Regions from separate parts of the Homo sapiens genome. Here region 2 is linked to region 1. Evidence: read pairs that join two places in POLR2A ChIA-PET (ENCODE). Cell type or tissue: HepG2. All regions are shown on one strand. Region 1 holds the start of CXCL17 (C-X-C motif chemokine ligand 17). Region 2 overlaps GRIK5 (glutamate ionotropic receptor kainate type subunit 5).

What was found. Peaks named below come from ENCODE experiments on the same cell type or tissue, not always from the same donor. Only the 100,000 strongest peaks of a DNase experiment are listed, where the experiment ranks them.
Region 2: POLR2A ChIA-PET joins it to region 1 with 7 read pairs; 1 of 35 experiments calls an interaction of 5 or more read pairs at or near these places.

Annotation. Positions count from the first base shown.
Region 1 is chr19:42,442,076-42,447,075 of GRCh38, reverse strand. It overlaps CXCL17 (C-X-C motif chemokine ligand 17), which reads left to right and starts at 4,130. Exons shown (of 4, transcript NM_198477.3): 1 at 4,130-4,322. The coding sequence starts at 4,244. All of the region lies in intron 1 of LIPE-AS1 (LIPE antisense RNA 1), which reads right to left. In HepG2, no CTCF peak of the experiment used is centred here; a DNase peak (open chromatin) is centred at 3,005.
Region 2 is chr19:42,044,783-42,049,782 of GRCh38, reverse strand. The region is part of intron 11 of GRIK5 (glutamate ionotropic receptor kainate type subunit 5); the gene reads left to right. Among named protein-coding and RNA genes, the nearest start is that of GRIK5, 23 kb to the left of the region's middle. In HepG2, no CTCF peak of the experiment used is centred here; no DNase peak of the experiment used is centred here; H3K4me3 peaks cover 1,028 bases; H3K27me3 peaks cover 713 bases.

The sequences.
Region 1 (5,000 bases):
ATCCCTAACTCCCTTCACTGACTCTCTTTTTGGACTCAGCCTGCCTGCACCAGGTGATTAAAAGCTTTATTGCTCACACAAAGCCTGTTTGGTGGTCTCTTCACATGGATGCATGTGACACTAACATTTTTTCTTTTCCTTTTTTTTTTTTTTTTTTTTGAGATGGAGTCTGGCTCTGTCACCCAGGATGGAGTGCAGTGGCACAATCTTGGCTCACTGCAACCTCCCCCTCCTGGGTTCAAGCAATTTTCCTGCCTCAGCCTCCTGAATAGCTGCGATTACAGGTGCCCGCCACTGCGCCCGGCTAATTTTTGTATTTTTAGTAGAGACAGGGTTTTGCCATGTTGGCCAGGTTGGTCTCAAACTCCCGACCTCAGGTGATCTGCCTGCCTCAGCCTCCCAAAGTGTTGAGATTACAGGCATGAGCCAATGCACCCAGCCAAGTCTAACACTTTTTTATACAACCGACCTTCAAATATTGGTAAACATCCTTGGCCGGGCACAGTGGCTCATGCCTGTAATCCCAGCACTTTGGGAGGCCAAGGTGGGTGGATCACCTGAGGTCAGGAGATCGAGATCAGCCTGACCAACATGGAGAAATCCTGTCTCTACTAAAAATACAAAAAAAAATAGCCAGGCATGGTGGCGCATGCCTGTAATCATAGCTACTTGGGAGGCTGAGGCAAGGAGAATTGCTTGAACCTGGGAAGCAGAGGTTGCGGTGAGCCAAGATTGTACCATTGCACTCCAGCCTGGGCAATAAGAACAAAACTTCGTCTCAAAAATAAAAATAAAAAAATAAAAAAACAACCTCTATGTGCCACCTACCCCATCTTCCCTCGGCCGTTTCCCACGTAGGGTCACCTGAAGCCCCACACCCACTGCTCACTTTCCCACGGGCAAGTGAAGTGCAGCAACCACAGCCTACACTCTGAATCCTAGGGGTGTTCCCCAGAGCAGCAGAGCCACAGGAACCCCATCCCCGTCCTGGCACCTCACCCCTATCTAGAAGCTGAACGCTGTATCAGCTGATCTGGGGGGACTGATTTTTCCTGCTCCTGCTGCTGCTTAGTCATCCCACACCTGTGCAGATGTCTACTTTTTATTCAGTTTTATTTTGTAAGAAATATTTATCGGATCCTGCTGTGTACTGTCACTGGAGAGACAAAGGTGAATCACACCTGGTCCCTGCCTCACAGAGCTCCAGGCTATGGATGAAACCCACTCAAAGTCAGACCATTACCATTCAGTGAGAAACACCGTGACAGACATCAGAAAAGGGTTTTCTTTTTAAAACAAGAAACAAAAAAGCTTTTTATAGAGACAGGGTCTCACCATGTTGCCCACACTGGTCTCAAACTCCTGGACCCAAGCCATCCTCCCACCTCAGCTTCCCAAAGTGCTGGGATTACAGGCACCCATCCAACACAGGCTTTTTGACGCATCTCACTAATCCCCTGTGAAAAATCTTCCACTCTTGGTTTCCTGGGGTCAGTTTTCTTCATTTCAAGCTCAAAGTGAAAAAGAGAATACAAATATCCCTGATGGTCCTTTGTGCGGTCACAGCTGGACCCGGTATGTCCTCCCGGTTAATCCAGGGTGCTCAGGGCTCCCATTTCACTCTGAACGTCCTCTCTCCTATCGGAGCTCACCACGTCTACACCTGCAGCAGCCAGGTAGCTGCACACTAATAGAAAATCCAGCAAGTCAGAAAACTTGATTTACTCCTGTAACTTTGAGGCTACTGACTGTGTTGTTGAACTAATCCTATAACTTCCCTGCACTTTAATTTCCATGTCTGTAAAGTGGGGCAGGTGGATTCGGTCACCCTAGGTGCCACTGTATAGTGAGAGCTCCTCAGAGACAGCAGCACACCTGATCTCAGCATCCACCATCTAGTAAATACCAGGCACACACTAGGCGCTCAAAGTCTCACTGAATGTATGTGTGAATAAATGACTATATGAGAGCCATGTGGATCATGGACAAAGTCAACAAATATTTTTGAATGTCTACCAAGTACACTGTAGAATAGGGAAATAAGTAACCCAGGCAGGGCGGTGTTTTCTCCCAAATTCCCCTTACCTCCTCCTGAGGAATGGAGGGCCTCTGTACATCAGAGAGACTCTTGACACAAATAATGTTCTTGAGATGCATCATAAGAAGTTGTGATGTTAACAAGAAAAAAGTCCATTTGTCTTGGGGGTGTTTTATATTAATAGACCTAACAGACCGGAAGCCCCCTCCAATGGGACACAGGATGCAACACCCACCCCAAGTGCATGGAGGGGAAACCAGAGGGAGCAGGACCTGGAAGAACAGAGGGGTAAAGAGACTGAGGCACGGGAGGTAGGTCTGAGGAGGAGCTCCCGGCCCCTGCGGTGGCCTGGGTGTGGACTGATGCAGAACTCAGCAGCATAAGTAAAGTGGCCGCACCAGGCTCCATTTGTACATGGGATGGTTTTTCAGTAAGATTTTCTTTCTGCTAATGGGCTACATTTTCGCACACTTTCTAATACATCAGGCCCAGTTAATGGGCTACAAAACAATCATTCCATTCAACAGTCATTTATAGAATACTCCCAAAGTGCCAGACCCTGTGTAAGTTCAAGCAATACAAAAATGAACACGAACAGCTCCTGTCCTCTAAAATCCCCATCCAATGAGCTCCAGGAGGCACCTCTCCTACAACACGCCCCTGCTCTGCACGGCCCTCCTCTCTGCCCTCCACCAACCCAAATCCTCCCCCAACTCCAGCTCAAGTTCCACCCAACCAAGTCCCTCTCAGTCCCCCTGCACTCCTGCCACTTTGAGAGATGACTGCACCCATATCTCTAGGCTTTATGAAATGGATGTCATCTCCCTGGTTTTAGAATTTTCCAGAAAGAAGCCACATCAGTGATTTGCATCAGAACAAGCTTAGGCCCACCCTGAGCCTTCAACTTGGACACAGGCTCAGTCATAGCAGTCCCTGGCCCCTGCAGTGCTTTATAAACACTGCAGTAGCAAAGTCCACAATCAACTCTGTGACAAGTCAACAGGCCGAGATAATTTGAAAACGTGGAGAAAAAAGAATGGTCAAACAAAACCAAAGGGCTTTGACTCATGCCTTTCCTCTTTCCTTCTCTCAGGGAAATAAAGTCACACCCCCTGCTCTCACTCCTGCCTGGAGGCTTCCAAAAAAAGGGCTCCCTTGTTAGCCTTCCCTTCAGCCCCCATGAATATCACCCAGCATTCAAGCCCAGCCTCTCCTCTCCCTTTGAGCACATTTCCTAAAGTCTCAAATAAATGTCAAGTTTAGTGAGTGCTGATATTCTATGCCCCTAATGTTTACTTCAAGTATTATTACCTTTCTTCTTTTGCCCGGGGCCATTTCCAAACAAGGGCTGGAGCCAGGCGCCCCAGCAGCTGGGCAAACACACTTCAGGGCTCCTTCCCTCCTGTGGCTCCTGTTTCTCAAACCCTCTGAGACCTAAAGCTCTGGGGGTCTCTTCCCCCAACCCAGTTCCCTCCCCTTTAGACCAGAACAACTAAGCCATGGCCACCTTCCCGATGGACACACAAGGAGGCCTGGTGTCACCCACTGCTCCAGGGGCGGTGTTCTCGGCAGGGGAGCTGCCTCTTGTCCCGGATCCTGCTCTGCTGCCATCTTATGTGGCTGCAGAATTGGAGGGAATTGTGAACAGAGAGAGGACAGGGCAACTTCCCAGGCAACAACACTACTATTGCCGATATTTTGCCAAGGATGGGAGCAGGAGCACAGAGGGGAAACAGACCTTGTCAAAGTCTCTTCTACCAACACTTAGTATCCACTTTCCTGCCAAATATTCAGATAGAGAGGGTCATTGAAAGGTATAAGGAAATCCAAGCAAGAAAAAAAGATTTGAGGAAGAAATCATGAGGCATTGGGGTGTGAGGAGGCGGGAAAGAGTACAGGAGAGAACTGGCACAGCTGCCAAGTTATCAGTCACCTTCTTATGTTCTTAAGAATGCTGAATTTCTTTTGTTTGACCAGTTTCACCTCCCAGATTCCCATAAAGCACATGGTCTAATCTGTTACGTAACAGCAAGACAGCGTCACCTCACCTGTTCTCGCCCTCAAATGGGAACGCTGGCCTGGGACTAAAGCATAGACCACCAGGCTGAGTATCCTGACCTGAGTCATCCCCAGGGATCAGGAGCCTCCAGCAGGGAACCTTCCATTATATTCTTCAAGCAACTTACAGCTGCACCGACAGTTGCGATGAAAGTTCTAATCTCTTCCCTCCTCCTGTTGCTGCCACTAATGCTGATGTCCATGGTCTCTAGCAGCCTGAATCCAGGTAAACAAGACTGTCTATGAAGGGGAAAACGGGGGGAGAAATGTGGCAAAACAGGCCACAGACACATCAAAATGCAGCTTCTCTTAGCTATGGGGGATGGGGCAAGTGAGCCTTTCTCAATGCCAGTTTCCTCCTTTACAAAAAAACAGCAAACTGTACTTACACCCAAACAATGTTGAGAGAGTTAAACGAGATATTGTATGTGAAAATATCTGCAACTGGCCGGGCGCGGTGGCTCACTCCTGTAATCCCAGCACTTTGGGAGGCCAAGGCAGGGCGGATTACAAGGTCAGGAGATCGAGACCATCCTGGCTAACACGGTGAAACTCCATCTCTACTAAAAATACAAAAAATTAGCCAGACCTGGTGGCACGCACCTGTAGTCCCAGCTACTCAGGAGGCTGAGGCCAGAGAATTGCTGGAACCCAGGAGGTGGAGGCTGCAGTGAGCCGAGACGGCACCACTGTACTCCAGCCTGGGTGACAGAGTGAGACTCCATCTCAAAAAAAAAAAAAAAAAAAAAAGGAAAGAAAAGAAAAGAAGATATCTGCAATTGTAGCTGATCCCCCTCACACACACGTACGTATGTATGTATATACTAGCTCAACAAAGATTTGCTCCCATGCCTTCTCCCCCAACACTTTTCCAAAAGAGTAACATAATTCTCATGGCTAAACT
Region 2 (5,000 bases), 400 kb after region 1:
AATTTTTTGTTTTTACTTTTGATTTTCACTGAAGTGTAACACACATACAGAAATGTGCACAAATCGTGTTACTTCTCACTGAAGTTTCAAAAACTGAACACACCTGTGTAACCAACCAGCTGTCCCCAACCCAAAGCCTCCCCATGCCCTTCCAATCACTAACCCTCCAAGGCTAACCCCCATCTCAGCTTCCGTCACCACAGATCAGCTTTGCCCGCCCTTGAACCTCATATAAATGGCATCGTACTGTGTGTTCTTTCTTGAGACTGGCTTCTTCTGGCAACATTATGAGTTTCATCTGTGTCATTGCAAGTAGTGTAGTCTCATTGTTGTATGTTGAATGTACTGCAATTTCCTGATTCATCCAATCTAGATGGACGTTTGTTTCTGGCTTTTTGCTGTTAGGAATAGTACTACTAGGAAGGTTCTCTTCCATGTCTTTTGGTGAACATGTACTGGTGTTTCTGTTGGGTGTGTTCTAGTTGCTGGGTCCCAGGGTGTTTGTCCTAGCTTTATCACGTATTGTAAAAGTGTCTTCCAAAGTGGTTGAACCACTTTCACTTTCATTCCCAGCGGCAGCGAATGAATGAAAATTCCACTTGCTACTCGGTTTGTCAGTGGTGAGTGTATAAAGGTACCAACCATATATGGTGGTTTTCATTTGCATTTCCCTAATGATCAGGAAGGGAGAACACCTTTTTGTGTTTATTGGCTATTTGATTTTTCTTTGTTTTTGTTTTTTGAGAGAGGGTCTTGCTCTGTTACCCAGGCTGGAGTGCAGTGGCCCAATCGTAGCTCACTGCAGCTTCGACCTCCAGGCTCCAGCACTTCTCCTATCTCAGCCTCCTGAGTAGCTGGGACCACAGTCGTGCACCACCACACCCAGCTAATTAAAAACAATTTTTTTTAATTGACAGGGTTTTACCATGTTGCCCAGCCTGGTCTTGGACTCCTGGGCTCAAGGGATCCACCCACCTTGACCTCCTAAAGTGCTGGGATTACAGGCATGAGCCACCACACTTGGCCCTTTATTGGCTATTTGGAAATCCTCATTTGCAAGGTTCCTATTCATGTCTTTTTCTATTTTAAAAAAATTGGGATATGTGACTTTTTATTGATTTGTGAGTTATTTTTTATTTTTTATTTGTTTATTTTTTTATTTTGAGACAGAATCTTGCTCTGTCACCCAGGCTGGAGTGCAGTGGCACAATCTCGGCTCACTGCAAGCTCTGCCTCCTCGGTTCACGCCATTCTCCTGCCTCAGCCTCCCAAGTAGCTGGGACTACAGGCGCCTGCCACCACGCCCGGCTAATTTTTTGTATTTTTAGTAGAGACGGGGTTTCACCGATTAGCCAGGATGGTCTCGATCTCCTGACCTCGTGATCTGCCCACCTCGGCCTCCCAAAGTGCCGGGATTACAGGCGTGAGCCACTGCGCCCAGCCTGATTGTGAGTTATTTATACATTCTTGGGTACAAGTCATTTGTCTGATGTATGTATTGCAAATGTCCTGTCCCCCTTTGTGGCTTACCTTTTCATTCTCAGTAGTATATTTTGGATAAAAGGATTTGATTTTTAATTTTACCAAAGTTCTCTTCATCAGCTTTTTTCCTTTATGGTTAATGATTTTAGAATTTAAGAATTCCGTGTATACCCCTATATCATGAAGATATTCTACTATTTGTGTTCTAAAAACTTAATAATTTTGCCTTTTACATTTGGGTCTGCCATCCTCCTGAAATTGATTTTTATGTAGCATGTGAGGTAGGGGAGTCAAAATACATTTTTTTCTTTTTTTTTTTTTTTTTTTTGAGACAGAGTCTCACTCTGTTGCCCAGGCTGGAATGTAGTAGCATGCGATCTTGGCTAACTGCAACCTCCACCTCCTGGGTTCAAGTGATTCTCCTGTCTCAGCCTCCCCAGTAGCTGGGATTACAGGCGCCCACCACCACGCCTGGCTGATTTTTGTATTTTTAGTAGAGATAGGGGTTTCACCATATTGGCCAGGCTGGTCTTGAACTCCTGACCTCAAGTAATCCACCTGCCTCAGCCTCCCAAAGTGCTAGGATTACAGGCATGATCCACCGCACTTGGCCAGAATACATTTTTTTCCATATGGGTATTTAATTCAGCAGCACCATTTATTATAACAATAATTCTTCCCCCTTCAGGACAGTTTTACCTTTGTCACAAATCAATATCCATTTATATGTGGGTTTCCAAACACTCCATTCTATTGTCTGTTTGTCTGTCTTTGTTCTAGTACTGCAGTGTCTTAAATACCATAGCTTTAAATTAAGTGTTAACATTTGGCAGGGTAAACCCCCAGTTTTGCTTTTCTTCTTTAGGATTACTTTGGTTCTTCTTGACTCTTTGCATTTCTTTTTATTTTTTATAAGTTATTTTTATTGAGACGGGGTCTTCCTATGTTGCCCAGGCTGGTCTTGAACTCCTGGGCTCAAGTGATCCTCCCTCCTTGGCCTCTTAAAGTGCTGAGACTACAGGCGTGAACCACCAAGCCCAGCCAACCATGCATGTTCATACACACTTAAATATCATACTTCAATTTTAAAAAAATTGTTACACTGGGGAAGGGGGCTGAGCATGGTGGCTCATGCCTGTAATCCCAGCAGTTTGGGAGGCCGGGGTGGGCAGATCACTTGAGCTCAGGAGTTCGAGACCAGCCTGGGCAACATGATGAAACCCTGTCTCTACAAAAAATACAAAAATTAGCCAGGCTTAGTGGCTCGCACCTGTGGTCCCAGCTACTCCGGAGGCTGAGGTGGGAGAATCACTTGAGCCCAGGAGGCAGAGGTTCTAGTGAGCCGAGATTGCACCACTACACTCCAGCCTGGGTGACAGAGCAAGACTCTGTCTCAAAAATAAATAAATAAAATTGGGGAAGGGACAGAAGTTAATACAAACCTACGTAAAATAGAATTCAAAGAGTACAAGGCAGGTGAGGAGTGAAAAATCAGTTTCCTTCCTTCCCTGGGTCTCTCATTTTCTTTTTTCAGAGGCCACCATCCTCCCAGAAATGTCTATGCATATACAAGCACATCGTTGCTCTTTCTTTAACAAAGAGTAGCATATTGTACACGTTGTTCTGTAGCTTGTTTTTTTCCTCCTAATATATCTTGTAGACCTTGCTATTTTAGTGGTTGCCTGGGATTCTTTTATGACATCGATAATCTTTTTAACTTGGCCCAAATTAGGTTGTTTCAGTCTTTGTTCTCACTACAAGCAATGCTGCACTGACTTTCTTGGACCTGCGTTTTTGATGCACAGCCATTTGTAGGGTAAATTCTTAGAACTGGACTTAGCAGTATCTCATTGTCTGGCTGCAGTGTTGGGCTTCTGCATAAGATTCTTTTTGAAGTCTGAAGACCCTGGATTTGAGGCTCCTTGAGGACCCTTCTGTTCTGATAGTCTGTGACTCTAAGTTGAGTCCTAGATTACGGTTATCTAATTTCTATTCACAGGCCCCAGTCTCTTTTTGTCTCCCTAAGCTCAGACCCCAGTCCTGAGACCCTGAACCTAAGTTCCTCAGTCTTGAATTTAGAGATCAGCTTGGCATAGTGGAAGGAACAGGGTTCAGAGTGCACAGTGACTGGGTTGTGAAGCCCAGCTCTGCCCCGTCTCCCTTCCCACTGCCCTGCTTCAGCTGGGTGGCCTTGGGCTAGATGCTTTACCTCTCTGAGCCTTGGTTCTATCCTCTATATGTCAAGGGGGCTGTATGGGAGCCAGGCCCTTGTCTCTAGGATTCTCAGTTTCTGATTCTCCAGCTTTGATACCCAACCTGGGTCCCTCGTCTCTCTCTGGCTTCTCCCATATCCACTGTCTGATTCTGTCCACTTGAGCTCAGTCTAGCACAGGGCTTAAGAGCGGAGCTTTGGAATCAGACCAACTTGTCCTTCTCAGCCACTTACTACTTCACTTCTCTGGACCTCAGCATCCTCATCTCTAAAAGAGACGTAATAATACTGCCATCCCACGCTGACGGAATTGCTGTCACACAGCAAGCCCACAAGAAATGCTGGCTGCTGCCGCTATTATTAGTATTATCTCACATTCTTGTTCCCCGTTCCACAATTTTGGTTCTGGAAAGGCAGCTTAATAGAGAATCACTGACTGCCCTCCATTCCATCACCCTGTAGCTGTAGGGCTCTGTGGGGTCCTGGAGTCCAGAGCCTATGACCTGGCCACATAGTAGGAGATTCTATTACTGTGTGACAAACCACCCAGAACCCAGAAACTGAAACAATAGCAGTTGATTATTTTGCATGATTCCGTGGGTCAACTTAGTGGTTCTTTGGCTGGTCTCACTTGGGCACACTGCGGCAGCATTCAGCTGGTGTCCAGACTGGACTGGAAAGTGCAGAATGGCTGTGGATGCTGGCTGTTGGCTGGCATGCCTTGGTTCACTCACCCTCCAGCAGGCCAGCCTGGGCTTCCTTAAATGGGGGCTGCTCTGAAGGCTGAGACTCTGGAATTCACACGGCATCACTTCTGCCACATCCAGTTGGCCAAAACAAGTCATAAGGCCAGCTCAGACCAAGAAGTCTGAACCCAGGGAGAAATGGACCCCATCTGTTGCTAGAAGAAGCAGCACAATATTGTGGCCACATCTACCATGGAGCTCAGTAATTGTGTGTTGAATGAATGAGAGGTGACAGAGGTCACCTAACCACTTTGAGCCTCCGTGTCCACATGTGTAAAAGGAATCTACTTATGCCCATTTCAGTGTAAGGTCACCATAAGGAATTAAAATAATGTCATCGAGAGAATGCACAGCACAGTTTCTCAATACACAATAACCAGTGTGGATATTTTATTTATTTTATTTTTGAGAGAGTCTCGCTCCATCTCCCAGGCTGGCCTGCAGTGGTGAAATCTCGGCTCACCGCAACCTGAGCCTCTGGGACTCTACCTCAGCCTCCCGAGTAGCTGAGACTACAGGTGCACACCAGCACGCCTGGCTAATTTTTGTATTTTTTATAG